Regions from separate parts of the Mus musculus genome. Here region 1 is linked to region 2. Evidence: chromatin loops called from intact Hi-C (ENCODE). Cell type or tissue: left cerebral cortex. All regions are shown on one strand. Links, peaks and the distances in the headings refer to the core of each region. The heading gives the core; the rest is flanking DNA. Region 1 overlaps Fgd4 (FYVE, RhoGEF and PH domain containing 4). Region 2 overlaps Dnm1l (dynamin 1-like).

Region 1 (16,259 bases), core at 6,573-9,072, 94 kb before region 2:
AAACTTAGTAAAGCTCAAAGCACACATTGCACCTCACACAATAATAGTGGGAGATTTCAACACACCACTTTCATCAATGGACAGATCCTGGAAACAGAAACTAAACAGGGACACAGTGAAAGTAACAGAAGTTATGAAACAAATGGATTTAACATTTTATCCTAAAACAAAAGGATATACCTTCTTCTCAGCACCTCATGGTACCTTCTCCAAAACTGATGATATAATTGGTCACAAAACAGACCTCAACTGATACAAAAATATTGAAATTGTCCCATGCATCCTATCAGATCACCATGAACTAAGGCTGATCTTCAATAACAACATAAATAATAGAAAGCCAACATTCACATGGAAACTGAACAACACTCTTCTCAATGATACCTTGGTCAAGGAAGGAATAAAGAAAGAAATTAATGAAAATGAAGCCACAGCATACCCAAACTTATGGGACACAATGAAAGCATTTCTAAGTTGAAAACTCATAGATCTGAGTGCCTCCAAAAAGAAACTAGGGAGAGCACACACTGGCAGCTTGACAACACACCTAAAAGCTCTAGAACAAAAGGAAGCAAATTCACCCAAGAGGAGTAGACAGCAGGAAATAATCAAACTCAGGAGCGAAATCAACCAGGTGTAAACAAGAAGAACTATTCAAAGAATCAACCAAACCAGGAGCTGGTTCTTTGAGAAAATCAACAAGACAGATAAACCCTTAGCCAGACTCACTAAAGGGCACAGGGACAGCATCCTAATTAACAAAATCAGAAATGAGAAAGCAGACATAACAACAGATCCTGAAGAAATCCAAAACACCATCAGATCCTTCTACAAAAGGCTATACTCAACAAAACTGGAAAACCAGGATGAAATCGACAAATTTCTAGACAGATACCAGGTACCAAAGTTAAATCAGGATCAGATTAATGATCTAAACAGTCCTATATCCCCTAAAGAAATAGAAGCAGTCATTAATAGTCTCTCAACCAAAAAAAGCCCAGGACCAGATGGGTTTAGTGCAGAGTTCTATCAGACCTTCAAAGAAGATCTAATTCCAGTTCTTCACAAACTATTCCACAAAATAGAAGCAGAAGGTACTCTACACAATTCATTCTATGAAGCCACAATTACTCTGATACCTAAACCACAGACCCAACAAAGATAGAGAACTTCAGAACTATTGCCCTTCTGAATATTGATGCAAAAAATCCTCAATAAAGTTCTCGCTAACCGAATCCAAGAACATATGAAAACAATCATCCATCCTGACCAAGTAGGTTTCATTCCAGTGATGCAGGGATGGTTTAATATATGGAAATCCATTAACGTAATCCACTATATAAACAAAATCAAAGACAAAAACCACATGATCATCTCCTTAGATGCAGAGGAAGCATTTAACAAAATCCAACACCAATTCATGATAAAAGTCTTGTAAAGATCACGAATTCAAGGCCCATACCTTAACATAATAAAAGCAATCTACAGCAAACCAGTAGCCAACATCAAAGTAAATGGTGAGAAGTTGGACGCATTCCCACTAAAATCAGGGACTAGACAAGGCTGCCCACTTTCTCCCTACCTATTTAACATTGTACTTGAAGTCCTAGCCAGAGCAATTCAACAACAAAAGGAGATCAAGGGGATACAGATTGGAAAGTAAGAAGTCAAAATATCAATTTTTGCAGATGATATGATAGTATATATAAGTGACCCTAAAATATCCACCAGACAACTCCTAAACCAGATAAACAGCTTCAGTGAAGTAGCTGGACAGAAAATTAACTCAAATAAATTAGTGGCCTTTCTCAACACAAAGGATAAACAGGCTGAGAAAGAAATTAGGGAAACAACACCCTTAACAATAGTCACAAATAATATAAAATACCTTGGCGTGACTCTAACTAAGGAAGTGAAAGATCTATATGATAAGAACTTCAAGTCTCTGAAGAAAGAAATTAAAGAAGATCTCAGAAGATGTAAATCTACAGACTCAATGCAATCCCCATCAAAATTCCAACTCAATTCTTCAACGAATTAGACAGTGCAATCTGCAAATTCATCTGGAATAACAAAAAACCTAGGATAGCAAAAACTCTTCTCAAGGATAAAAGAACCTCTGGTGGAATCACCATGCCTGACCTAAAGCTGTACTACAGAGCAATTGTGATAAAAACTGCATGGTACTGGTATAGCAACAGAAAAGTAGACCAATGGAAAAGAATTGAAGACCCAGAAATGAACCCACACACTTGATCTTTGACAAAGGAGCTAAAACCATCCAGTGGAAAAAAAGACAGCATTTTCAACAAATGGTGCTGGCACAACTGGCAATTAACATGTAGAAGAATATGAATTGATCCATTCCTATCTACTTGTACTATGGTCAAATCTAAGTGGATCAAGGAACGACACATAAAATCAGAGACAGTGAAACTTATAGAGGAGAAAGTGGGGAAATGCCTCAAAGATATGGGCACAGGGGAAATTTTCCTGAATAGAACAGCAATGGCTTGTGCTGTAAGATCGAGAATTGACAAATGGGACCTCATAAAATTGCAAAGCTTCTGTAAGGCAAAAGACACCATCAATAAGACAAAAAGGCCACCAACACATTGGGAAAGGATCTTTACCTATCCTAAATCTGATAGGGGACCAATATCCAATATATATAAAGAACTCAAGAAGGTGGAATCCAGAAAATCAAATAACCCCATTTAAAAAATGGGGCTCAGAGCTAAACAAAGAATTCTCACCTGAGAAGCACCTGAAAAAAATGGTAAGCATCCTTAATCATCAGGGAAATTCAAATCAAAACAACCCTTTGATTCTACCTCACACTAGTCAGAATAGCTAAGATCAAAAATTCAGGTGACAGCAGATCCTGGTGAGGATGTGGAGAAAGAGGAACACTCCTCCATTGTTGGTGGGATTGCAAGCTTGTACAACCACTCTGGAAATCAGTCTGGTGGTTGCTCAGAAAATTGGACATAGTACCAGAGGATCCCGCAATACCTCTCCTGGGCATATATCCAGAAGATGTTCAAACCGGTCAGAAGGACACATGCTCCACTATGTCATCGAAGCCTTATTTATAATAGCCAGAAGCTGGAAAGAACCCAGATGTCCCTCATAGAGGAATGGATACAGAAAATGTGGTACATTTACACAATGGAGTACTACTCAGCTATTAAAAAGAATGAATTTATGAAATTCCTAGGCAAAAGGATGGACCTGGAGGGTATCATCCTGAGTGAGGTAACCCAATCACAAAAGAACTCACATGATATGTACTCACTGATAAGTGGATATTAGCCCAGAAACTTAGAATACCCAAGATATAAGATAGAATTTGCAAAACACATGAAACTCAAAAAGAACGAAGACCAAAGTGTAGACACTTTGCCCCTTCTTAGAATTGGGAACAAAACACCCATGGAAGGAGTTACAGAGACAAAGTTTGGAGCTGAGATGAAAGGACGGACCATCTAGAGACTGCCATATCCGGGGATCCATCCCACAATCAGCCTCCAAACGCTGACACCATTGCCTACACAAGCAAGATTTTGCTGAAAGGACCCTGATATAGCTGTCTCCTGTGAGACTATGTCGGGGCCTAGCAAACACATAAGTGGATGCTCACAGTCAGCTATTGGATGGATCACAGGGCCCCCAGTGGAGGAGCTAGAGAAAGTACCCAAGGAGCTAAAGAGATCTGCAACCCTATAGGTGGAACAATAATATGAACTACCCAGTACTCCCCAGAGCTCGTGTCTCTAACTGCATATTTATCAGAAGATGGCCTAGTCGGCCATCAGTGGAAAGAGAGGCCTATTGGTTGTGCAAACTTTATATGCCTCGGTACAGGGGAACGCCAGGGCCAAGAAGTGGGAGTCAGGGTGTAAGACCCCCCAAAGCTGGGTCTCCACTCAAGTCCTGGGATGAGCTGGTCAGCACCCCAGTGACCTGAGAGAAAACCACACCTGATGCAAACTGCAAGAGGTTATTTTATCAGCTAGCTGAGGACGAAGTCCCTTCACTGTACAGGGCATGGGAGTTCTACCCTGAATGGTGACAGTAGTGGGCTTTTAACAGCCTACTGAGGAATTGGGAGGAGTTGGGAGGAGAGTTGGGAGGAGTTGGGAAGAGTTGGGAGGAGTTGGGAGGAGAATTCTTCTCTTCTGGGTGTCCTTGGTGAAATTTACAAGGCAGGAGTGGAGAGTGAGTTCTTTCTGAATTTTTATCTCCGTGTCCTCGGCACAGGAAGGCAGGCATCTCTGGTTGTAAAGTATAGAAACAAAAAGGCTTTTTGCTGGCTATAGAGAACAAAGAGCTTCTTTCTGGCTGTAGTTTTAGAGATCAGGGAAAACAAGCTTGGGGAATGTCCAGGGGCTAAACGTTCCAGGGAGAAATGCTCTGAGTCGGGAAGTAGCGGGGGAGGGTATGGGGGACTTTTGGGATAGCACTGGAAATGTAAATGAAGAAAATACCTAATAAAAAAATTTTTTAAAGAAAGAAACTGCAGTACAGGTAAAAGTTACAGCTTTTGCAGGGTAGGGCAAAGTCCTCTCTTTGAAAAGAAGGGAGAAAGACAGATGCAAGTATGATAAATGAATTGGAGGGAATTTTACTATTTGGGCATGTTAGTAGTGAGAAATGGGGGTGTTTAAGGTCAGTGTTATATTTTTATTGAATTGGACAGAATGGTCAGCTGAAAGTAAGGGAAAAGGGATGTGTATATAAGAGGAGAGAAAGTGAATGTTGCACTGACACAGGTGGACTCATTCCTCTTTAGAAATTTCTAGTTAGAAATCCAGACAGATGCCAGGCAGCTTAACAGCAATGATTTTTTTTCCATAGCAGAATTCAGCAATGCAGGCCACAGAAGGTAGAAGACCAGGTTCATGAATAAGTGTAATGAAATCACAAAGGAGGATTGTAGATGTTTGCCTTGGGTAAATAATGGAAGTCGTGACAAAATATTGGAAACAAAGATTTCTGTAGTTCAATGCTGCATAGTAATGGACAGCTGGAACAAGTTGGAAAAATGAGGCATGTTGGGAAATGAAGAACAGGTATTCCAGGTTGACAATGAGTCCCTGGTGATAATACATTTTTCAGTGGGTAACCCTAAGAACAAAAAGCTAGAGCAGACTGCCTGAGAATAGCACCAGCTGCAGACACCTAAAGTCTGAGTCAATAAGGTAGTCACATGAATGCTAAAACACCAGGCACTGGAGTGAGCTAATGATACGCTCATTCTACCACATTAGATCACTGATGCTGTCATCTCAAGTGCTCTCAAGGCCTATTCCTGAGAGCTACTGGGACCTTGATAGGCCTTGGAAAATAGGCAGAAACCCTGGGGCAGAAATTGAGGTACAATGGGATTAATTCTGTCTCTGAGATAAGAATGGGTAAGCAGACCTGGTAATGTGATTCCAGCTTCCTACTCTGGTATCATGGCATCCTATCAGACAGCATAAGTCTAAGGTTGTTCTCCTTCATACTTAAAGTTTCCTGAATTTCTTTTCCTGACACTGAGATTAAATGTAGTGAGGCCGTTTATAATCAAAATTAAATAATAAAGAAACAACTACCTCAGAATAAACTTTAAATTGATCTTTAGGTTTGTTTAAAATGATTTCTGGTACTGACATACTTGTACTTTGGTCAAAAGATAAAACGTGTTTGTATATAGATTACCAAATGATATGATTTGAAAATAGATTAGTTGAATTGAGTTTACAGATATATGTATGTCTACCATTAAACCTCCAAAGTAATTTTGTTGTTATAATCAGAATACTATGGTACATATCAAGGTTGGGTAGAAATTGAACCCAAGGCTTTGAACACCAAGGCTGTGTTCTACTACTGAGCCTTTGACCATTGTTTTTCTGTATTTCAACTGCTATGAACATACTCCAAATTGTTTACTTAAAAGCTCATACATTTTTAAATGAACTTTACCTACTATAAGGTTGAGGCAAAAAGTACTTTCCTAAGCAAGAAAGTAATGATTTAAACCTAAAAAAGAAGTTCTAGACAATAGTAATAATTTGAAAAGCACCATTTACTCATGCATTTGCATTATGCTCATCTACATTGACGTTCTGTAGCTGTTGTGTGTGGTGAAAAAAATATTTTAAAGCAACCTCCTGTAGAACTTCATAGGAGATGGGCAAGTAATACACAAGTCTATAGTTAAAACTTCACCATCGCCAGGCTCTGTTCTAAACACTAAAGGAAGAAGAAGAGAATTTGAGACTTCAAGGACTATAAGAGGTGGAAGAAGAGGGGAGCATGGCATTTTGGGGATGTAGGAAGTCAGTGCCATTGAAGATAGGCCAATCAAATATAATATGTATTACTATTAATATATAATATAGCTAATACTTTTTTTCTTTAACCAGAAACAAAGGAATGACTGAAGAATTGTTTTTTACTTGTTAGTTTTGGTTTGGCTTTTTTTTTTTTGGTTTGGTTTGGTTTGGTTTGGTATATTTTAGACAAGGTCTTACTGTCTAGCCCTTACTGGCCTGGAATGCTCTATTCTATGTAGACTGAACTGGCCTTGAACTCACAGAGATCTTCTTGCCTCTGTATCTACTCATATTGTGTTGGGACTAAAAGCATGTATCACAATGCATGGTTTTAGATCAAAGGATATTTAAGTATAAGAGGAACATACCAAACTTATAAGACTTCTAGCCTAGACTTGAAAATTTTGTTCTTGTATAATGTTAGGTAGAACTTAAGGATGTGGAAAGGACCACTCAGGCTCTGAGAGTCCAAATGTGAGTGCTAATAACTTAAAAGATTGAAGACCTTTAGAAATTAAAGTCAAGAGGACATAATGTGCTGCATCTATGAAGGTAGGTAAGTAGTCATCAGAAATTACCTGCTGTTATATGACTGTACTATTTCCTCTGAGATGTGGAACTAGGAGAGGAGATGGATGGTATGGTACATCCAGGGCAAAGGGCCTTTAGAGGTGAAAGTGGTGCTCAGATTGTCACAGACATTATTAAAATACTCTGATGTATTCAGTATCTTTTGAAATGTTCTTAGACTAAAAAAACATAACTTTTATATTTAACCTTCTCTTGTATGTATGAATATTTCCTAAATCTAATTGTCTTAATTATTCCTAGACCTAATTATTCATTTTAAATATCCTTTTTAAAATTAAAGGTGGTTTGTTGGAAATGTTCTGACTACAAAGCTCAGCTTGAGTATGATGGTGGAAGATTGAACAAGGTTTGTAAAGACTGTTACCAGATAATAAGTGGATTCACAGACAGTGAAGAAAAGAAAAGAAGGGGCATTTTAGAGGTAAAAATAGTGAACTCTTCATATTCTTAGATGACAAACTCTCTTAGTCATAAGGATGCAAATAATGTGCCTTACTTGTTTTTGCATTCACATTCAGGATAACTGTGAGCAGGACACATACTTTTATTTTAGTTTGTTGACACCCTAATGGGTCATGCCCCACAGGTTGAGAACTCATTCTCTAGAGGAACAGAACTGGCAGAATGAGTATGTATGACAGAGGACCTGATAGCTCTTCAGTTCAGTACCTCATAGACCAGTCTGGCACTGAAGGCCTGCACAGTTCTTAGAAAGTTGCTGATTTTCAGCCCAGGTTGGAAGCCAAGCAGCAAGAAATGGCAACAGCAGCAACAATGGAGAAGGCATCTTCCCAGCAAGAAGCTAAGCACTGCTTTCCCTCTGACTCTTAGTAGTCTAAGCTGCTGCCAATCTGCCTCAATTAATACCAGATCCGTTTGGGTTAACAGTCAAGATCAACTACCACAAGTACCATAAAAAAATCAAATTGCTTTGAAGTTTTCCATTGTTGTTTTGTTTGTTGGTTTTTGTTGTTGTTGCTGCTGCTGCTGTTGTCTTGAGACAGTGTCTCACAAAGTTCTGGTCCTCTAGAAAGGAGTTCTCAACCTGTGGGGGCATGACCCATTAGGGTGTCAAATGATCCTTTCACAGGGGTCACCTAAACTGGCCTTGATTTTAGCCAAATGTGACCCTGAGCTTTCTCCCTCCACCTCCCAATTACTGGGGTATAGGCATGCAGCTCCATGGCTGATTTGTGTTTTGTAGTTTGAAGAGTTTGAAAAGAAAATGTTGCCTTCTGGCAGTGACATATTTTTACTACTAGATCTATATTATATAAAAGTCTACATATTTAAATTTTATTTTTAATTTTATAAATATTAATCAGTTAGGATATGTTTGCTTTCTTCATGTGTAAGTACCTATATGGTGGCCTTGATTTGGACTCTGACCTTTTTTAGAACTGTTTGCTGACTGCTAATGTGAGCCAGTATCAATTGGCACAAAGTAAGGCCACACCATTATCCCCCTTACATCATGTGGACAACACTGAGTAGCAATACCCTTCATAGGAAAAGAAGCAAAACAGTTTATTTCTAATAAAGCTCCTTAGCCAAATGTTTCTGTTTCCCATCATCCAGTACTTAATATATTAGTAAGCGAAGTTTGCTCTAGTGAGACTCTTCTAATTACCTTAATACTAAAGGTAACTGATGGTCACATCTTGCCTTTTTGACTTTATATTCTTACATTATTGGAATATTAGATTCATAGGTTGAGTGTGTTGATTCCGGCTGACTGAGCTCAAATTCTAGCACATCAAATTCTAAGTATGTACTCTTTAAGAATCTCATTAAAAACTCTGAGCTTTAGAAACAATGAAAGCACTTACCTTGTCAATGCTGGTGTGAAAATATACATCTCAAGCAAAATCAAATCTATATAGTGAACAGTCAATAAATGTTGACCATTTATGTACTGAGTCTAATAATAAAGAGTTAAATATGACCTCAGAGTAGTTTTATCCATCATCCCGATAAAGAAAAACTAGTAAATATAATATACCTTTTTAAAAGACAACCAAAGGAGACATGCTATATACATATACTGTACTTTATAAATACTTCCCTTAAGGCATGTTTCATCCCCATTTGATTCATTGTGTTTATTCTTTTTCTCCATTGTATTTTCTAGATTGAATCAGCAGAAGTATCAGGAAATAGTGAGGTGTGCAGTTTCCTTCAGTACATGGAAAAGTCAAAGCCTTGGCAGAAAATCTGGTGTGTGATCCCCAAGCAAGACCCCCTTGTGCTGTACATGTATGGCGCTCCTCAGGTAACTAAGCCATGTGTATTTGAATGGTGTGGCCAGGACAGAGGGACACGTGTGGAAGCCAACCCTCAGGAGAACAAAGAGCTCAGGCAGTGTCACTGTGGCCTATCTTAAAATAAGGAAAAGTTGATTTTGTTGATTTAAACTGATATTCTTCTTATAGCTGCTTAATATGCATTTGATAAGTCATATCCCTGTTCATCTTTTATTCTTATTTAGTAGATGTGAGAAAAGGCAAGTTGAATAAGGAGCGTAGGAGTGAGTAGAAAGGAGATGAAGAAAGGGGAGGTAAAGAGGGGGAGCAAACGGTTTGTAGAGAGTGGAAATACTTGGTCATTTTGTGTTTGGTTTTATTTGTTGACAGTACTAGAGATGTAAGAACAAAATCATTGAAAGAAAGGAGTCACCATAAGTCCTGGGGTAATAATACTCAGCAATAAGTTCTCGTGACCCATATGTACAGCTAAGCTAGAGACCTGGGGTCAGCTCTAATGCTGGCTTATCTTCTAGTATAAGCCAGAACATGGTATGTAGATTGTTTTGCTTTGAAAGTGAACAACACTTAAAGCAATTATATATTCCTGCACTTTAGAAACATATTGTTTTAAATTTGTCAGACTTTATTTAGCCTCATCCTACATCAAGATCTAGAAAACATTTTAAGAAAAATCCCTAGAACTGTCTAAAACTATTCTACTTTTCTGTTTTCCCTGACAATAATTAAGAAGAATGAATCATTAAAAAAAATATTATTTTTAATTCTTAGTAATGCTGGTTTTAAACTTTAAGATTGCTGTTATTCACCCTCCATCTTGGCTTTTCACTGAGTGGAGAAAGCACGGGCTTTGAATGAGCTTCCCACAGGAGCAAGCTTTGCACCAGGACGATTTTGCTCATCTGGTGTCAGCTCTACTTCCTTTATCTTCTTCAGCCAACACCATTGTTGACCCCATCGACAGACACTAAAATCAGCCTCCATCCAAAGAGAGTTCCTGAGCGAGGATGTGTGGGACAGTAGGCAGGGAAGAGTTTGTAGGAGTAAGGACCACATACACCTATGTAATAATATGTCTTATATGTACAATGTCCTTTCCTTAGGATGTCAGAGCCCAAGCGACCATACCCCTCCTGGGCTACGTTGTGGATGATATGCCTAAGAGTGCAGATCTGCCACATAGTTTCAAGCTGACCCAGTCCAAGTCTGTGCATAGCTTTGCTGCAGACAATGAGGAACTGAAACAGAAATGGCTGAAAATCATCCTTCTAGCTGTCACAGGTGAGACACCAGATGGCCCAAGTGAGCATCTAGCCACCTTGAACAATCTCCCTGGACCCAAGAAAAAGTCAGAATGCTAAACTTCAGCAGCTGCTAGTGTGGAGTTTCCAGTAATACACATAGCTCAAGACATCCCCAGCTCTCCTTCCTTGTCTCTTAGCACTTTGCATTGAGAAATATGGTTTCATAAACACATCTTTTGGGGACTTCTTTCATATGTTTATATATAATAAAATCAGTATGCAGAGCCATTCTTCTGTTGAAGTTCTAAAATAATGTGGAAAATGGAACCTTTTTGATAAGCTATTCCTTAACTGTGTATGTTTGCCTTGAGTGGGTTAAAAAATGTTAACTGTCGAATCACTACCTGGTTATAATGGGCCTTTCATTTAAGAAATCCTTCATTGTCTTGTTCACATGTAGAACTTGTAAGAGTGTGAAAAATATACCTCCATGTAACCAAAATAGATCTATGGTAAAAAGTACAGGGACAGTTTAGAGTATTGTATGAACTTGTCTAGTTTGTAAGTCTCATGCTATGTAAATAGTTTCTGTTCTTATACAACACAAAAAATTATAGGTTCCTGATGTTGATACTTTTTGACTTAATATAATACTTGTTTTGTAGAATTACTCCTAATAATAAAATATCTAAAATACAAATCAATTTGCCTGTATATAATATTGAAAATAAGTATGAATATGTCAGCTTTCTCTTCAGCTTTAGTTTTGTTTTCACTCTGGTTAATTCTTTAAATATAAAACCTATTTTATTTCTAAACTTAGCAGTGTTCTAAATTTAAGAAAAATTGGTAAGTTATGTTGAACTGATTAGAATCTAAGTGTATTGATATTTTTATAGTAAAAAAGAGTAATTTATGTGGTGTCAGATATAGTGTGAATTTCAACAGTATTTTTAGAGTACTATTTTTCTTTTGTTCTGTACCTATTTAAAACAGTGCCTCTCTTAGAAGGTGCTATTAATTCTTATTTAGATAAAAGATGAGGGTTTAGTAAATAGTAACTAAACATTATTATTTTTAACTACTCTGCTTATTCTCAACTTAAGTGCACTTTGGTCACAGAGATTAAAATGTATGGCTTACTTTACATTTTATATTAACATAATTGTCATGGTAATTTAATGTCAACATATGCAAAAACTTCCTAAAACTATATAAGACATCTGACCTTATAGAGCCCTGGGATATATGGAAGACGCTGGTTTACTGTTTACTGTCCTCCTTTCCATTGGACTGTTATGGACGGGTAAATGAGGACAACATCTAATAAACACAAGGTGGCTGGGTGAGCTTTCCTTCTGTCAGCTACAAAGCGGAGCTCATGCGTGTGCCAGCTTATCTGGGAGAAGAGAGTTATTAGTAAAGGAAATTTATGCTTAATCATTCACTAGAAAAGATAGATGAAACCAGGATTTCAGAATCAATAATGGCAGATTTCTATGAGATGGGAAGCACTAAAGAAACTGCAGAATTCTCCCTTTTTATCCCATGGACTCTCAGATGAACTATGGCTGTCTATTAGGTTGTGCTTGTGACTAAAATCTTATGTTGAGTTTACTGTTTAAGTTAATACTTTTCTCATATTAGACTTTTTTCCTTTCTTTTCCATTCTCCAAACATTACCACTTTTACTGTACTGTTTACTAGGAATCCATAGAATGTCTTCACTACACACAATCTTTAAGGGCTACACTTGAGATGTAGAGTACAATTTATCAGAAATTGAGACCACCATACATTTATACACCTCATGTTGCACAAGAAACGTCTCATTTTTTTTCTACTCCAAAGGAGCAAGGGAACCAATTAGGTTGCTTTCCTCCATGAAATACCAGACATGAACATTAACATTAAACCATCTATTTAGAATCACTAATGGGCAAAACACAAAGCTATCTCCTTATTCCCTACTAAATGAGAGTCATATAGAAAGAAATTGTACATTGTTTCTCTTTTCTAGTTGTCAGCATTGATGCTGTGTTTGAGTGGGAGGAAAGAAACCAGGTGTGAAGGGTACCTATTGATAAAATTAAACAATAACTATACATCTTACTTTATTTTTCATATTTCAAGAAAAGAAAAGCAGTAAATATGTAGAATGACTATCAGAATAAGGATGACTTCTGTAAATATAAGCAGAATAATGAGTGAACTGTCTCACTTAGAAGATTTATGTCAGATAATATTTAAAAAAAAAACTATTTGATCAGCAAGAAGAGTACATGTTTGCCTACCAGCAAATTCTTGAATAGAAGGAATATGATTAGATATTCAGTGTAGTTCAACTTAGATTATTGAAAGGATACTCATAAAAAGAATGTTAGCATGCTTCTAGTGTTCATTCAGTAAGGAGTGTGAGTGCCAGAAGAGGATCTTCTCTGGTTCTCACCTTTACTTCTCCCCACACTGAGCCAAGCACAAACCACTTTCCCCATCTCTCTCAAAATAACCACAAATACTTTTAGTAGGAGAAAAAAGTAATAGAATAATATTAGTTACTTATTAAGAACTCAACTCTGGGGCTAAGGAGAATTCTATGCAAGGATGAGAAACAGTTCAGACAGGTCTCCGGAGACCACATAAAGGCCAGGCAAGCAAGGGCAACAGAGGTGGGGCCAGGAAGTTTTGGTGAAGGTGCTCTATCCAGGCAAGTCAGAGCAGCGAGTGCAGGAACAGTAAGTAACCTTGCCTCAATGATGAGGTAGAGAGGCACCAAGGAAGTCACCTGACATAGCCTCAGATCTCTCCACATTTGCACAGTTCCCTAAATATATGTGAACACACATGCATGGACAGTGTGCATGCACATACACATTAAAAAATCTAATTCAAATAAACTCCAATCCAAGAGGTTGTTAGAATAACTAACCTCTTTTTGAGATAAGTAGGGTTTCATGATAAACTGAGCCTGAACATAGTATCAGTTCCTTTCCTGATCAAATAAATGTTTCATATGGTTCTTAATTTGTTATTTTCTCTAGCTTAGTGTGTTCAAAAGTAATCTTTAAGAAAAATGTCCTTCCTTCAAATTTAAGAAAATATTTCTTTGGTAAAATTGTTATTCATTCAAAGCATTTCAACTTTCAACATAATTGTTGCTTTTGTTGAAAGTCTACCATTTGGAAAAGGTGAGATGTGGTACATGCTTTTATCTAAACTTTTATGTGGAGTTCAATAATGAAAAATGCCACTAGCCACTTTTGTAATAATACCAAGCAATAAAACTCTCCAGTATGAGTTTATACCAAAAGTTTAACATGAAGGCCCTAAGCTACAGCATATAGAGAATCAACTTCTGAGAAGTGATATGATAGTCCAAATTGCTGAGCACAGGGGAAAGAAGGAAGGCATCGTTCCATGGCTTCAGGCATATCAACTGTGTTTAATTTCTTTTTTTTTTAGATTTATTTATTTTATGTATATGAGTACACTGTCACTATCTTTAGACACACCCGAAGAAGGCATCAGATCCCATTGCAGATGGTTGTGAACCACCATGCGGTTGCTGGGAATTGAACTCAGGACCTCTTAATTGCTGAGCCATCACTCTAGCCTTGTGTTTAATTTCTACAAAGGCTATGTATAATGAAGCAGTTTGTTTGCTCTGCTCTGTTTTATCAGCTGTGTTGTACATTTCTGTGAATTGAATTCAACATAAAGGTTGCCATACTGTCTTCACTGGATTACCTACACCATTTTTTAAATATAGGAATTAACCTTGTAAATGTTCCCTGCTGAATTTTCTAAACAAGAGTATATGTTGCCATCAGAACTGTTTAACTATAATTCCATGGTACTTCAGGGTTGTTGAAGAGCCACTGATGCCTTCTAAAATCCTCTACTCAAAAATACTTCTGGAGTTCATGATTCTGTTTTTTGGGGTATTTGGGGAGATTGATTGTTTTCCTCCTTTTGGTTGAGGTGGAAGGGTTTTCCCTCCTTCAGTTATTTTCAGATATCATTTGTTTATTTCTAAAGCTTTAACTTATTCAGAGTGTATTGTCTGAAATGGATTCTTAATCCTCATATCTGTCAGTGTGTTGTCATGGCAAATGAGCATGAATAAGAGTAAATCAATTCCCAGAAAGCACAGGTCTTATTTATCTCTGTTGTTTTAAGAGTAGAAGGTAACTTAGCTTTCCTACATCACATGATAAGCACATGGTATGTATAATCTAAAATTTGAAAGACAGAACAATCTTAGTGTTTTATTTAATGTTGTGATCTTCAAGAATGTATGAATATAAGAACTGAGGCTAAAGAGTTCCTCTTATTAGAGTTACATTCACATTTGTAGTGGATCCTGTCACTTTTTCATTCTAAGTTTAATTAGAATCAAGTTTTTTATTTTCATATAACTATCAAACTATAGGTTCCCTAGATTTTAAAAGAAAAGCATTAGACTACTAGATCTATCTAAATACTCTCTGTGACTTTATATGTATAAATGTACAAATTATAAATCTTCAATTCTCACCAAAGAACAAAATGTTATGTAAAATTTAATTTAAGTATTTTAACAAAATTATTCACATGTGTTTTTAATGTTATAATTCATCTTTACCCAAGCCCATCAGTCTTGCTAGGTTACAGGAAGAGGCAATGTTGCTTTTGTTGCAGGTATAGAGAGAGCACCTACCTTAGCACATGAAAGGAATGAATGGAGCTGGATAAATGGGCTGACTACTTGTATCCATGTGAACTGCTCGAGAGAAATAAGTTAGAAGATGCCTATGTACTTGTTGGTGGATGAAATCCTTGTGCTCAGGATTTGACCTTGGCATCTAAATTATACATGATATTATCTTATCATTACTTTATTTCTTCTTTAAGCTTTTACAAAGTAATCTCATTCTATAAGCCATTTTTCTGCTATTTTTCACTCTAAAGTCAACTTTCTAAGAGAAGGGAATGGCTAAATGCTGTGTCTTTTCTGTATTTCAAGATAAAATAACACATGGCTTCTACAAGATAGTTTATTTGTTGGAAGTGGGGGTCACTGAAAGTTACATAAAGATCATACTTTGCCCTAAAATTCATTGTGATCAATTTGATAAAAAAAATTAAATCAAATTTTAGTATATTTTAATAAGTGAATACTAAATGCATCAAGTAAATACAGACCTTATAGCCCATTATGATGAGAAAATTGAATTGTGTATTATGAAATATGAAGACTCAAATATATACTATATATTATTTAACATTTAATCATTCATATATAAAACCAAACTGCCATTTCATATTTTAAGAGACAATTAATTGTTTTGTTTTGGTTTTGGTTTTTTGGTTTTTCGAGACAAGGTTTCTCTGTATAGCTGTCCTGGAACTCACTTTGTTGACCAGGCTGGCCTCGAACTCAGAAATCCACCTGCCTCTGCCTCGAGTGCTGGGATTAAAGGTGTGTGCCACCACACCCAGTGCTAATTGTTATTTAAAAAACTAAGAATTATTTTGATTTTTCTTTTGACATGTTTACTGAGTTTCAAAGGGCACATCAGAATTTTATAGTTGTGAAAATATAAACATCCCTATTTTGCAGTGGTGTGAATGTACAATACTTAGATATGCTGTATATATAGTGTAACATCTGTATATTTAATCATAAAGGCAGATAATTGAAAACATTGTAAAATTAAGCACTTCAATTCTTGTTAAATATGAAACATTTGTATCTTGTAAATAAAGACATCCTTAAATTGGTTTTGGAGCCTTGGCTGTTATTTCCACCAGTATTATATGTACTGAGTATGCATGATTTTGATTTTCTGATC
Region 2 (16,259 bases), core at 7,933-10,432:
ATATTCATGCCAGGCAGTAGTGGCCACACCTTTAGTTCCAGCACTTGGGAGGCAGAGGCAGGTGAATCTCTGTGAGTTTGCAGCCATCCTGGGTCTACAGAGAGTTCCAGGACAGCCAGGGCTACACTGAGCTATATATATTCTAAAGCTATATATATTTTAAAGAGAGACCCTGTTTCAGATAACAAACAACAACAACAAATGGAGTATTCCACAGACTTATAAAAATTTAGGTGATTAATTATCTCTCTTGGTGTAAGTTGTGGTGGTTTATATCTGAATTCCCAGAATTGGGGTAGTAGAGGCAGACAGATGTGAGTTCAAGGGCAGCTTGAGCTACACAGTGAAATAGTTTCGTAGACACCAGAGGCTAGGGACATAGGTCAGTGCTAGGCTGTTTAGTGGAAAGGCATGAACTAGATCTCCAGCAAAACACAGTTTCTTGTCTATTGCTGTGATAAATACCCTAACAAAAGCAAGGGGGAAGGAAGGTGTTTTCCCATTTACAGTCCATCGTGGCAGGGAAGTCACAGCAACAGAAACTTGAAGCAGCTGCTCACATGTTCAGAATCAGAAGAGAATATTGAATGCATGAATACATACTAATTTTTAACTGTCTTTTTCTACATATATAGCACTCACAATTCAGATGAGTCTTTCTAGTTCAAGAGTGATAAGGACCACCCCTACAGGCATGCCCTTTTCCCAAGTGATTCTAGTTTCTGCCAAGTCAACAGTTAACGCGGATTATTTGACACAAACATACGTGTGCACACACACATACACACACACACCTTAAAACTTTTATACATATAAAATATTTCATTTATATTTTGTGAACTTAGTTACATAGTGCTTGTTTACAGCCACATATTTTCTAAGAATGTGAGAATTTAAACCAAGTGTCTAGGATACTTTTAATGACAAAATCAGCCTCATTTAAATCCTTCTTATGCCTTTTATTGTAATTACTGTTTTCTTTTTATATTTATATTTTTTATATTTGCTATTCTATGTTACCTGGAGGAACAATAACTCTCACAAGCAACCTTGAGCTTAGTGATAATATTCAATATATATTTGTTGCCAGGTAGTGTGATGAAGTAGTTACTTCCTGACAGAAAGACATTTTGCAGCAGTGTTAACACTGTGTGCCAGTTGAAAATATTTATCCTTTCAGTTATAGTGCTTTGCAGATTGTCAAACTCTCAGCTGGCACCTTGGAGTTACTGCTGTTGCCATCACACTTCCCTAAGTGTCTACACCATCTATACCTGGAATGTGATGGGACTATAACTAGATTATATCAGGGAGGCTTTTCATCTTGGGGATCTGAAAGTTGAGATATATTGCCTGGGCAAACTCAACTATGTATGTACAATTTTGCCACTTGATGTTCAGATATCTTTGACCAAATTAATGGGAATAGCTTCTTATATATTACTCTCTCAGTTTAACACCATCAGTTCAGAAACATCATAATTTTGGATAAATGAAAAATGCATTATTTTTAAGTACTTAATCTGTTAAACTCTTTTTTTTTTAAATTGGCATATACATATAAAAAAGTGAAATGATATAGGGAGAAAAATTTTAGACACTAATGGTATGAGGTTGTATAGGATGGTAATCCTACTCGTTATTTGACTTGCTGCCTTCTCATTCATGTGATTCATTAAACTTTTATTATTGAAAGATTTTAGGACCGTAGTTTAATAAATATTTTAAGGCATCTAAAGTCTATGTACTTGAATGTAGCTTACTCTAGCATTTCATAATTCTTTGACATTCAAAATGATTATAATATATTTGAAACTGTTTTTAGGGGGTAAGCCCTGAGCCAATCCATCTCAAGGTTTTCTCGCCCAACGTTGTCAACCTGACACTTGTGGATTTACCGGGAATGACCAAAGTAAGGAATAGCTGTTGTTTGAGTTTCTGTTTAAAGGACTGTGTTTTGTTTTCCGTTTAGCATTGACCTAATGAGAATAAGGAGTTGATTTCACAGTTAATGTTATTATCAGATCATTTTATATGGTTGATGCCTTCTTTCTCCTTAAAATACTTTCTTTACCGTGGCTCCCAGAGTATTGCATCTACAGTTTCATCTGTAATCTTGCTGGCTACCCCTTTTCAGTGTCCTTTGCTGGTTTCTTCTCATCTCACCAAAGTCTTTAATCAGAGTTCATTTTTTTGGACCTCTTGTCCACTTTAGGTACTCATAACACAATCTAATTAGGTTGATAGTATTATCAGCGCATGAATTTGAATATGTGAACATTTAAATTATTTCCAGATACATGTCCAGCTATCCACTTGGCATACACATTTAAATGTTTGAATAAGCATCACAGCTTTACTGTGTCTACTACCAAATTCCTGTCCGTTACCTATGTTTGCTCCTTCTGTTATCTTCCCTATCTGAATGTATGACAATTCCACTTTTCTAGGTGATCAGCCAAAACCTTACAGTCATCATTGAAACTTCTTTACTTTCTATCTGCTTTCCTTTCATCAAATCCTCTGGGCTTTCCTTATTTTTATAATATATCCAGAATTCTATCACCTCTCAGTATATTTATGATAGAAGTAGTAGCTCTTGTTATTTGACTTGGATTACATAATTAAAGTTACAAAATAAATAATAGGTCTCTCTTGTTTTTTACTTTTGGTAACTATACTATTCTATTAAAATGAAAATTAGATTGTCATTTCTTGGCTTAAAGTCTCATCAGTGACTTCCCAGTTACCTCTTTATGAAGAGTACAAATTTAAGTTCTTATTACTATCTACTGCTGTCTTGTCCTCTCACTTCATTAGTTTGTATAGTTAAACATCTCAGGATGGCCTTTAACTGTCTGTAGTGGTGAATGACTGTGAACTCCCTCCTTCTACTCTCCTAGGTCCTGGGATTACAGGCCACCACACGCAGTTTAAGTATTATTCATCTTTAATTTCTTCTGTTCTGGGTGTCTACCCTTGTTATTCACTCCGTATGGAATGTTCTTTCCCCAGATATCCATGTCTATTTCTTTTGTCTTTAATTTCTGCTCAGTCACCTAAAAATCATTATCTAATTGAGGGTAGGTCCCAATTATTCTGTTTTAAACATCATTTAAAGCAGGAATTGAAAAGCATCATTCCGCAGCCTCTGCTCTGCTCTGCTGTACTCTGTGCTCTGTGCTCTGTCTGCCACTTGGATGATGGACCTGTGTGTGCCTATTACTTACTTGTTTATGGTTTGCGTGTGCTTCGTATTACTAGGGCAGCTCATCTGGATGCAGTTGATTCTCAGCCGTTGTTGACATGATTTATGCTATAGTGAATTTCTGATATTTGGAAGTGACATCTTAAGGCTTTGCCCAGACATCTCTATAGCACATTATTAATTTATTTTAGCTATTTTAAGTACAGAAATACTTGTATTCTATGAATGAAATGCATGGAAAAGGCTGATTTGATTTTGATTATAGTTCACCTTTGGTCTAGGTACCTGTAGGCGATCAGCCCAAGGACATCGAGCTTCAGATCAGAGAACTTATTCTTCGGTTCATCAGTAATCCCAATTCCATTATCCTCGCCGTCACTGCTGCAAATACAGATATGGCAACATCAGAAGCACTCAAGATTTCCAGAGAGGTAGATCCAGATGGTAAGGGCAGATGTTTATATTTAATGGATGTTGATTTACAATGGTAAATCTTTCCTCAAGAAAAGAATTTTATTGAAAGGAGTGTATCCAGTTAGTAGAGAGCTTAAAAATGCTTTCTTACTTTTCTAATAAATTTAATAGCAATTAAGATGGAAAATAGTTACTTGATTGCTATAAAGGATAGGTAAAAAACACTACCCCATAAGATATATATTTTCAGTAACTACCCAGTTATAATTTTAACATTAAATTACTATGTAAATGAAATTTCAACTTTTGAATTGCCAACATTTAAGAATAAATAACTCATAATTGTATAGATTATTATCATACAGGAAATAATTGAATCTACTTTCTGAAGATTTAAAACAAAAACAAAAAACACTAGACAAGCTCAGTATAGAAGAGAGTCTTTTAAGGCATCTCTTTATAAATCATTCTTTACCCAGATTGTGATTCAGATGATACTTGGGATATTAGAGGTGTCGCTGAGCCTGTATGAAATGCTAGCTTTATAAGTGAGTGGGTAATTGACCCATAAGGAAACTGTTTTGTCACCTAAATTCTTGGAGGACCAGCATCTGTGTTACAGGTTCTTTTCTGCTTTGAAAATTAATTTCAAATAAAAATTTGATAGAAGCTGTACAAGTATAATTAAAACTTTCATAATTAGTCAGGTATGGTAGTGCATACCTGTAATCCTAGGATGTGGGAGGTACGAACCGGAAAAGGTCATCTTCAGCTACAGTGAGTTTGTGGCTAGCCATATCTGAAACCCTGTCTCTAAATACATACATACATGCATACATACATACATACATACATACATACATAAAATAATCATGCAATAAGATGGAGATACATTTGATCTAGTAATCTTTTGGGGGGTGGGAGGTGGTTTGTTTTTTGTTTTCTGTTGTGTTGTTTTAAGACAATATCCTACTATGTACCCTGGTTGGCCTGGAACTTGTTGTGTAGATGATCTAACAACCAAAATGGCAGTACATTACAGGTAAATCATTTCAATCAATATTAATATATAATATCAAATATTTAAAACTGGGGCTAGAGAGATATGAATTGCAAATGTGTTTCCAATGCAAGAGTGAGGACCCAGGTTCACATCCCTAGAAGGCAGGCACAACGGAACACCTTAGCAGTCCCAGTGCCCGAAGCAGAAGTAGAAGGACAGACCCTTGGAGCTTACTGTTCAGCTAGTTTAGCCAATAGGTGATTTCGAACTTCAGTGAGAGACCCTGTCTCAAAAAATAGGATGGAAGGTAATTTAGGAAGATATCCCATGTATGGACTCAATGTAAATACACATGCATAGCACATACACACAAAAGCAATTAGGTGCAATTTAGAAGTAACTTCTTAATGGGGATAAGATAATGTGAAATGACTATAAATAATGATTTGTAGATTGGGAACAAAAGAAAGATATCCATAACTAGGAAACAGTCTACTTGAGGTCATGCCTGCAGAGCAGCTGGAATTGTTGCATGTATTGATGTGGAGTGCTGCATTTACTTTGGGGAAGAAGAACAAACAACTCCAGTCAGCAATTGCATTTTACATTTTCATTTGAAAACTTGTCTGGAGCCTGGTGAGCCATGCAATACCAACAATCGAGGAGGCTGAGGCAAGAGGGTTACACGCTGAGGTTAGCTCAGGCTGTTGTCCACTCAGAGACATACTGTTTAAAGAATCTAGGGCTTGGCAGAGTTTTGGTTTAGCAGGTTGATTGTTAAGCAAGTGATTTGCTAAGTCTGATGATCTGAAAGGAGAGAAAAAACTCCCTCCTGAAAGTGATCTGCCCCTTTGATTCCTTCCACCCCCAAAATAAATGAATAAATGAATTTTTTAAAATACCCTTTTGTATACTAACATCTATGTTGAATTTATTCATAGTCTCCCCAAACTAAAAACAACTCAAATATTTCTCAAATCGGGACTGAATAGCCAAATTAGTACACCCATGTAATAAAGAGCACTGTTGAACAGTGATTGCTAACGTCTACTTCAATGTCTACAATGTGGACAGCACTCCGATGAGTCACGGTGAATGAAAGACATCAGTGACATCCTTTCACATAACATTCTAAGACTTACAAAAGGAGGACTGGAATATGGGTTTGGTTGCTTAGCAAAAGGACATTGCTGGGTAATAGTGCTGTTATGTAGTAAAGTGGTATGTACTTGTTAGAAAGAACCAAATTAGAATCTGGGGGTGTAGTTCATTAATACAGTAGTTATTTAAGCTTGCCTAAGTCCCTAAGGTTTCTTCCCCAGCACCACCAAAGGGATTGGGCAGGAGCAAGATTCTCCATAGTAAATAACTATGGCTCCAAGAGATTCCACACCCTCATGTGTCCTCCAAGGATATCACCAGCACATGTGTGCATGTACAAACATGTAGAGCCACACATATAAACATAAAATGGGTAGAAATGTTGACCTAAGAAATAATAAGAAATTACGGAGCTAGAGAGTTGATTCTGTGGTTAAGAGCACTTGCTAATCTTCCAGAGGACCAGAGTTTGGTTCCCAGCACCTACATCAGTCAGCTCACAAGTGTCTGTCTATAACTCTAACTCCAGAGGACCCCCCACCACCCTCTTGTGCCCCACCTCCCAACCCCCGCATGCACAAACATATACACACTCATATACACATCATTTTTAAAAGTTATTTTTAAAAATTACTCATGCAAACAAGTTTTAAAATTGTATGCCATATTTAAATTTATTTTAAAGTATGGGAGGCAAAGGGTAGGAAAATATTTAACAAAATGGTAAAAGAGGCAATATGTTAAGTAGAACTATAGATGAAAACCTTTACTAAACTTAATGCTGGTTTTTTAATGGATCTCTCTTCCCCTTCCTTTTCATATTTACCAGGGCGCAGAACTCTAGCTGTAATCACTAAACTTGATCTCATGGATGCGGGTACTGATGCCATGGATGTATTGATGGGAAGGGTTATTCCAGTCAAGCTTGGAATAATTGGAGTAGTTAACAGGTTAGCAATTTAAATGGAATAAAGGGGCTGGAGAATTGGTTCTGTGGTTAAGAACACTTGTTACTCTTACAGAGGACCAGAGTTTGATTCCCAGCACACCCATATTGAGTAACTCACAACCACTTAAAACTTTGGTTTCAAGGGATCCATCACCCTCTTTGTCCTCCAAGGATACCGCCAGCATACATGTGCTCATATAAACATGCAGATGCACACATATACACATAAATAAAAATAAAATCTTTTTTTTTAATGAATAGGATAAGAATCATAGCATTCTCATTTTAAAGCAAGTCTAAATTTTTGAAAATCAGTCTGAAATGTGATACTATCCTGTGTTTCCCTCCTGTTCTAATGCTTATATTGCTGCAGAGGTCAGTGCACTGTAAAGAGATGAAGTTCATAATATCTCTCTGAAATAGTTTTGTGGGCTTTGGTGGTGGTGGTGGTGGTGGTAGTTTTGATTTTTAAAGTATGAACCTGTATGTGGAGGTCAGAGGACAATTAGCAGGACCCAGTTTTCTCTTTCTCCCATTTGGGTTTTGAGGTTTAAACTTGGGTATCAGGCACGGCAACAAGTGCTTTTACATGGAGTCACTTCCAAGGCCCTTTTTAAAAATTATTCTTCCTCTCTGAGTTTTCTAATAAAAATTGTTTCTAAGGTAATCAGTAAAAAAACAAGAGATGATTTAATAATTAGCTTTTGCAGATTCTTGCCTGCTATTTAAATTCTGTATAAGGGCATTGGGTAAAGAAAATAAGTATTATCTAATTTGTGCCTAATCAATAAAATTTAAAGGTAGTGGAATTTTAATGATTATTTTAACCCCATATCATTAGTAATACTGTGTAATTGCCAGAATGTAACTTGGAAACTTTAAAGATACATCCTAAAACTTGCTGGCATTAAAAACTATAGAACAGAAACAAACCAACTGCTGTTGAGTATCTCTTGTTGCAGTTTGCAACAGTATTGTTGGAATTCTCACAGGGTGGCAGGGCTAGTGTGGAACAGTGATAGTTTCTCTTAGGTCAGAGATTCTCTATGGTAAGGAAACTAACTAGTTGTCAAGAGACCAAGTTCTAATTCTAGTTTCTACATGGTCTGGATATAATAGACTTTAAATCACTTGTAATAACATCTTTGGCCCTCAGGTCATTTAAAAACTAAAATATTTTATTAAGTGATATATAAGGTCCATTCCAATTCTCTCTATATGTTCCTCCATACATTCCTTTCCACATTTAAAGAAAACCTATCTATTTTCTTTTCAGGCAAGCATGTGCTATATATACTACTGCATACTATATTTGTAGATAATTACACTTTCAGCTAACTTTAATTTTTGGTAGAAATCAATCACCTGCCCATGGATAAAATAAAGCAGATTAAGATATACTTGCATTTGTATATCAATCTAAAATTTACTTAAGGATACTGCTTTAGCTTATGGTTAATAGTAACAATGAAGCTGATACTCTTCATCTTTTAAGTTCAGTCATACAGTTCAAATCTAGGTTGTCTGTGCCTTCCTTGGGTGAGTTCATTGAGACATCAGTGCCTTGTATAAAGTGTAATGATGGTGTCTGCTGCGGAGTAAGTAAACGCCGTGTTAGAAGTCAGGAGACATCATCTGATGCAGCTGCTCATCAGAGCAGACCCTAGTTGAACAAGTTTGTTATTTTTCAACCATAGAAGCCAACTGGATATTAACAATAAGAAGAGTGTAACTGATTCAATCCGTGATGAGTATGCTTTTCTTCAAAAGAAGTACCCATCTCTGGCCAACAGAAATGGAACAAAGTATCTTGCTAGGACCCTGAATAGGTAACATTTTCACTTTTTGAAGATGAAATGTTTTTGTTTTGCCAATAGTTGTCCTAGACTGTTCCTGTTTTGTTTCATATCTTTTCATACTGTTCCCTCCAGCCTTACTTCTGGGTTCCTGTGAAGCAAATGTCTGTTTTTATTGGGATGTTTGATATTAAATCATGTAGTATGGAGTGAGTATTCAAATAATATTCTTAATTGGGAAGTGGGTTTTTTTTTTCAATTCAAACTCATTTCCCAAATTACTATTTAATACTCAAAGAAAATTTGTTCAAATAAAACATTTTCAGTAGTGTTTACAATCAAGTAGTAATAGCAGAAATCTTTAGGAACCCCATCAAAAGGAGTTTATATTTTGTTGAAGCCCGGATCCTCTGGAGTGGAGATTTCCAGTTCATTTAAAGTTGACCTAAGTTCCAGATAGGGCTAAATTTACTTATGGGGTCTTCCTTCACAACCTCCAAAATGCAAACAACACCAGCAGAATCCTTTAACTGTCCGCAGGCTTACAGAGCAGCGGCAGTGACTCAGTGCCTGGAGTCAGGCCCTTGCGGAGTCTGCTCATCTCTGCAGTTCATAGCCGTCTATTTCTGGCTTGCTGAAGTGTTATCTAATGAAATCAAAATATGCATCTGTTTTATGTGAGCCATAAGAACAGTAGCAAGCTGACTGGACAGCATCAATGCCGGTGTCAAGTGCAGGAAGTTTTGGGGACTGATGTCAGCAGGGCAATTGCTACCACAGTACCTTGACTGAGCAGTTAAGAAAAATTCACAGGATTTTGAACTTTACTGAGATATTAGATGACTTCCAAACACTTTAGGTTTCATAAATTTAGTTAAATTTTTCAGTTATCACATGGTGTGGTTCAGCTATCACATTTATTCATGATAGAAATAACATGAGTTCCATACCTACAGTTCTGAATATCTACTAATGCTGTAGGAACTAAAAGCCTTCCTTTTATATAAGGAGTAAAGTGAAAACCATTATCTCTTATCCTGTAAGTTAAAGGAAAATGAAGTTGGGTCTTAATGAGATGAGTTTATTTATACTATACTAAGTACCTGTTGTAACTAAACCAAAATTACAGGTAGATTGGACCGCATGGCTTACTTTACTGTGACACAAAAACAATGTGCGTTATTTGTTTTACCTGTGGTTTTCTAGCAGCCACTAGGCTTGGTAGGCTAAAGGTATTCGTGAAAAGAATTGACCAGCACAGCTTTTGTGTAAGGTTTTTAGACTAAGGACCTGTAATTTAAGATTGCTGTATTTCTTCTTGTTGTGCTATGGTGGAGGAGCTAAAAATGTGTTTTCTTATTACAGTTACTCAGATGAACAGAGTACTTCTGAGTTTCCCCCATATGCCGTACAGTGTAATTCTTTGCTAGATTGTAACTAGATGTCCTCTAACTCACTTCTGACACTATTTACATAGAGTCATCATCACGAGGCCTCAGTTTGTTATAGGATTTTTCCTTGTACTTCAGATGTCAAGTGACAGCAGAAGTTATGAATGTGCTTCCCTGGTGATAGGTGATAGGCTTCAGGGGATACTCATTTATGTTTGCTCATGTATAATAAAAGGTTATTTATTATAAAGGGTACAGGTAAAGCAGTTAGGAGAGATAGCTAAGGTAAGGTCTATGGAATGCTGACACATGAGCTGGGCTTTATGCTCTTTCTGGGCATGCCTTGCTACACAACCTTTTTACTTCCATGAACTTTTTACTTGAGTTATGGCCGCTTCCTCATACAGATGTGATCCATACTTCACTAGCCATTGGTGAGCAAGTCATCTGGGATTGAACATCCCAATCCTTTGCTCTTTCTCGTCTTTCTGGTAACCAGCCACCAAGTCCTCGGACATGTTGAAGATCTGAGTACTAGAAGATTTGCCCTTTTTTACACATTTTTAATTGGCTTGTTTAAAAGTATCAGAATACCTAATTTTATGCTACAACCCTGCTTTTCTAAACTTTCAGGTTACTTATGCATCATATCAGAGATTGTTTACCAGAGCTGAAAACAAGAATAAATGTCTTAGCTGCTCAGTATCAGTCTCTTCTAAATAGCTATGGTGAACCGGTGGATGATAAAAGTGCTACTTTACTCCAGCTTATTACCAAATTTGCCACAGAGTATTGTAACACGATTGAAGGAACCGCAAAGTACATTGAAACTTCTGAGCTGTAAGTAAGAAGTTTTTGTAAAGATTTGGTTGCTTGGATTATAAGAATCTTTGAAATGACTTAGATCATCTGTGATTTATTGTCCATAAAACAGGAATATAAATTTGTAGAAATGATAGGAGGAGTATTGTGTCATATGTTTATAAATTGTGTAAAAACATGGTAAAGTTACAGGTTTTTTAAAAAGCAACTTTTTTTTTTTTTTTTAAAGAATCTCCCTTCCCAGTTTCTCAGGCTGTCCTCAAACTCATGATCCTCCTGTCTCAGCTTCCTACATAGCTAGAATTTTAAGGCTATGCATAATGTCTGCCTTTGAAGTGTTTGTTTGTTTGGTTTGTTTTGGTTTTTTGTTTTTTTCTTTAATTTTTAAAGTAAAATTCACCCTACCCCCTTCACTTCTCCCTTCCCCACCTCTTTCCTCTCCCCTTCACCCCCGACACAGCAGACATGTGGCGGTCAAAAGACAACTATCAGAAGTTGACTTTCTCCTGCCACCTTGTGAGATTGAGGGATTGAGCTTGGGTTGTCAGGCCTATTCAAGCCTAGGGAGCTAGCGAGGGGCAAACGAACAGCTAATCACCCCAGATGTCTATCGGTGACGGATGTCACCGGAGTCCGACTTGATGAGCCTAATGAATGTATTGAGCTTGTTTACAGAGCACATGCAAAGTTAGCTACAGAAGTGTGGGTAACCTCATAATAGCTATCTTGATGCCTTGTCCTACCCCATGCAGTCTCATGGATTCTGCATTACATGCCCTACCTTCAGTCACCGTTTCACTTCCTTTACTAGTCTCTCATCTCCCAAGATGACCTGCAGCTGGGGGAGGGAATAATTTCTGGAATCCCCGGTGAGAATCTCCCAATTTCTCTACAGCATGTTTCTTAATCTATGAGTCATGACCCTTTGGGGGTTGACTGACTTTCATAGAGTCACCTAAGACAATCAGAAAACACATATTTTTATTTTGATTCATAATAGTAGCAAAATTACAATTACAAAGTAGCAACAAAAATAACTATAGTTGTGGGTGAACACAACATGAAGAATTGTGTTAAAGGTCCAAACTTTGTCTCTGTAACTCCTTCCATGGTATTTTGTTCCCCAGTCTAAGAAGGAACTAAGTATCTACACATGTGTTTTGCAAATTGTATCTTGGGTATTCTTAGTTTCTGGGCTAATATTCAAAGGAAGGACCATCTAGAGACTGCCCCACCTGGGGATCCATCCCATATACAACCACCAAACCCAGACACTATTGCATATGCCAGCAAGATTTTGCTGACAGGACCCCGAGATAGCTGTCTCTTGTGAGGCTATGCCAGTTCCTGGCAAATACAGAAGTGGATGCTCACAGTCATCTATTGGATGGAACACAGGGCCCCTAATGAAGGAGCTAGAGAAAGTACCCAAGGAGCTAAAGGGGTCTGTAACCCTATAGGAGGAACAACAATGTGAACTAGCCAGTACCCCCAGAGCTGTGTCTCTAGTTGCATATATATAGCAGAAGATGGCCTAGTTAGCCATCAATGGTAGGAGAGGCCCTTGGTCTTGCGAAGATCATATACCCCAGTACAGGGGAATGCCAGGGCCAGGAAGTGGGAATGGGTGGATTGGGGAGCAGGGCGGAAGGAGGGTATAGGAGACCTTGGGGATATAGCATGTGAAATGTAAATGAAGAAAATATATAATAAAAAAGTCTTGTTTTCAAAAAAAAAAAAGAAAAGAAAAGAATTGTATTAAAGGGTCACAGCATTGGGAAGGTTGAGCGTCACTGCTCTATACTGAATGTCAGTAGCTCTAGTACTATTGCCATAGACCTAGCTACTACTGTTACTGTTCTGCTCTAGTTTCCAAGTCTATCAGGGCAAAGTCCAAGATAGCTTCTTGTTACTCTGTAATACTAAGCTATCTCACCAGCTTTTCACCCTTAAACTTGTATTAGTGATTTTTCTATTGTTGTAATAGACCACCCAGAGCAAGGCAACTTGCAACTTATATTAGGAAGTAGTTTTGTTTGGCCTGATGGTTCCCAAGGGACTAGGAGTCCATCACCATTACAGTGGGGAGGCAGCAAGCAGGCATGACACTAGAGCAGCAAGTTGGGAGTAAACTACAGTGGAGTGTAGCTTTAAAACTTCACAGCCTGCCCCCAGCGACATCCTTCCTCAGCCAGGCCAAGTCCCAACCTACCCAAACAGTCATGTCCAAACCAGCAAAAGAATAATCATGCTTAAACTAATTGGGGCATGGGTTGCTTAGGCAAGTACTCTGTGACTGAGGTGCATACCCGGCCTAGTTACTTCCTTAATGCACATTAAAAAGTTTTGAGTTTAAGGCTAATGAGGACATTGTAATAAATTATCCTTTTTATGAGATTTATTAGAAGAGATTTCAAGTTTTAACACCATAGACAAATAGGGAAGACTGCTGCTTGGGGAACAGGGGCTCCAAGGAGAGTTCAGGTCCACATGGCAGTCAGTCCATTCTTACAGATTTTAGAGGAAGGAGGGTGGGAAGATTGAAGTTTTCTTTTGTCCTAAAGTTGGCCATTGTTAGGTATAGCCAGTGAGAGCTCAGTTTGAAAAACAGGCCTGTGATTGACAGGCCTCTCTCTTGGGTTGGCCATAGGTGGGATTTGGTAAGGCAAGTATGTTGGTTAGTTTTATATCTACCTGACACAAGGTCTCTACCTTTTGGGAAAAGCAACTCTTAATTTGAGACAATGCACCCATAGGGTTGGCTATACACAAGTTTGTCAGGCATTTTCTTGATTGCTTGATTGACTGATTGATTGACTGATTGGATTAATGTGGGAATGCCTAGCCCATTTTGGATAGTGGTTTTAAGTTCTGTAAAAACACAGGTTAAGCAAACCAATAAAGCATACTCCTCCATGACCTCTTGCCCCTATTCCTGTCTTGAGTCCTTCCCGTGATCGCTTTATTAGGGACTGTAAGATATAAGGGAAAATAACCCTTTCCTCCCCAAAATGCTTCTGGTCATGGTGTTTATTACAGCAGTAGAGACTTAAGACAGAGGGGAAGATATGACTCGAAAAAAAAGAAGTCATTTTAGCTCTAGAAATCAAGTTAGTGTCTACATTTATCATTGTTGAACCAGTACTGGAGACCTTTACATGGAGGTCTGGGCATGACCAGCACACATAGTATATAATTGGTAGTGGAAATGCAGATAAATAAAAACAAAACATAAAAACAAAATTATCATTATTTTAGCCAACCAGAGATTATTCCTGCTGTTCTGCTTTAACTTACACATTACACATCTGCTATAAGGCAGATAAATGCCTATATTTTATCAGGTGCTATATATCTTGACATCATTTCTTCAAATCAGGATGTCACAAACAACTTACTGCCAGTAGTATATAAAAAATACATGACCCTAAACATTCTATTTCCCCCACCCTCCCTTTCTCTCCCTCTCTTTTCTGTCCATATACTCAGTAAAAAACAAACAAACAAACAGAAACACTTTAGATTTAAGGATAGAGACATATGAAGTTGTCAACAAATACACAGAGAAGTCCCTCAAATCTTTCTCCCAGCGTATATGCATCAGAATGAAAGCATGTGTCATCTGTGTGGTACTGGTTTTATAGGAATAATGGATACAAGTGTGCACAGGCTAATAGGGGCTTATGCTAATGCTGAAAAGCCTCCCAGGCCAAACTGACAGGACTGGTTCTCTACAAGCAGGCACTGAATAATTAATAAGTTAGTAAGTGAGGCTACGAAGGTGAAACTCAAGCTGCAGTGGAGCCCTGAATATTTGAAATGCCAAGACTGTTGGCCATTTAACAAGCTGCAGGCTTAAGAAAGAGTTTGTATACTGTGGGTAGCAGAGCTAGAATGTGGGGTCGCCCAAGACCCTTGCTTGGAACTCGCATGATTCCATCATAAGCCTAGATGCTGCTGGACGTGGAGCCACAGGATTTGTTGTTTACCTTGCTAGGTGTCTGTTTTCTTTTGTTCTCATCCTGCTGTTTTTTTCTTCCTCCCTCTATAACTAGGCAGACTAAAAATGATATTTATATATTATAAATATAAAGTTTTTAAATAAAAAATTTAGTATTTCATGACATTTGGAAATTATATAAAATTTAAGTGACAGGCTATATGTTTTATTGTAGTGTACCTATATTCAAGTCACTTTTTACAGATTGTTTTTACACTGACAGATTTCCCAATAAACACCATAAAGGTACGTGGTACAAAATCAACATAAAAAATACTTAATATATATCAACAATGTACTCTCAAAAAAAGAAAGTAGGAGAAATATCCTATTCAAATAATTCAAAAATAAATAAATATTCATCAAAAAAGAACTTCAAGGCACTTAAAAGGGGAAATCTTGCTCCTGGATTGACAAAATTAATGTTATGAGAATGGCCATGAAACCAAGATTAATTCACAGATTTAATGGAATATCTATCAAAATTTGATGTCATACTTGATGGGTTTGTAAATACAAGAATTTTTACGAACCCACAAAAGGCCACATGCCAACCTCAAATTATACTGTAGAGCTAGAGTGATAAAGACAGTCTGGTACTGGCATAAAAATCTGACAGATAGAGCAATAGAATAGAGTAGAGGACCCAGAATTAAAATGAGAACACTATGCCTGGTTAATTTTTGACAGTGGCAAAAACATTCATTTGAAAAAAGCCTGTTCAACAATAGTGCTGGCAAAACTGGATGTCCACAAGCAGGATGAATTCAGAATTTTTCACCTATACAAAAAATAAATTCAAAATGGATCAAACACCACTGAAACTTCTAGAGGAAAACATAAAGATTCCCCTTCAAGACATTGGGATAGGCAAGAACTTTCTGAATAGAATACCAAAACACAGAACCTAGTCCCAATTATCAACATATGGGGACTACATGAAAATAGAAGAAACTATTAGCAGAGCAAACAGCCTATAGAATAGGGAAAACAAAACAAAACAAAAAAATGTTACTAGCTATACTTTAGAAAAGATGCTAATGCCAGAATTTATAATGAATTGCAACAACTAAATACCAAGGATATAAAATCCTAATCAACAAGTAGGCAAATAAATGGAATAGTTTTAACAAAACCACACAGATGACCAATAATTATTTTAAAAAGTGTTTTGAGATACTACCTCACCCCAGTCAGAGTGGTGTTCATCAACAAATTTGATAGAATGTTAGAAAGATAGGATTCCTTATTCACTGTTCATGGAAGGTGCAAATTAATAAATCCATTGTGAAAATGAGCTTGCATGTGACCCAGCTCCTTCTGGGCCTATACTCAGAGGACTTCCTGACCTACCAGAAAGATAACTGTACTCCATGTTTACTGTTGCTTTATTCACTAAGGAGTTGGGATCAACCTGCTTAGCTAACAACAGATAAATGTACAATGTATAAACATTTATATATAAGTGGAATAAATACTACTCAGCTCTAAAGGGAAAAAAATCACAAATTTTGAAAGAAATGTAACATATTTACAACATACTTCAAGTGTATATATATTAAGAGAGAAACCCTC

The links. Peaks named below come from ENCODE experiments on the same cell type or tissue, not always from the same donor. Only the 100,000 strongest peaks of a DNase experiment are listed, where the experiment ranks them.
Region 1: a loop joins it to region 2, with 2.2 times the contacts of the local background. A loop is called at or near these places in 2 of 42 quality-filtered maps.

What each region holds. Positions count from the first base shown.
Region 1 is chr16:16,416,846-16,433,104 of GRCm38, reverse strand. Fgd4 (FYVE, RhoGEF and PH domain containing 4) reads left to right here. Exons shown (of 17, transcript NM_001301817.1): 15 at 7,198-7,338; 16 at 9,049-9,189; 17 at 10,285-16,190. The coding sequence ends at 10,542. Among named protein-coding and RNA genes, the nearest start is that of Dnm1l, 66 kb to the right of the region's middle. In left cerebral cortex, for the core only: no CTCF peak of the experiment used is centred there; no DNase peak of the experiment used is centred there.
Region 2 is chr16:16,324,246-16,340,504 of GRCm38, reverse strand. It overlaps Dnm1l (dynamin 1-like), which reads left to right. Exons shown (of 21, transcript NM_001360008.1): 6 at 1,826-1,912; 7 at 3,490-3,652; 8 at 6,556-6,676; 9 at 8,373-8,504; 10 at 10,496-10,702. Among named protein-coding and RNA genes, the nearest start is that of Dnm1l, 27 kb to the left of the region's middle. In left cerebral cortex, for the core only: no CTCF peak of the experiment used is centred there; a DNase peak (open chromatin) is centred at 9,048.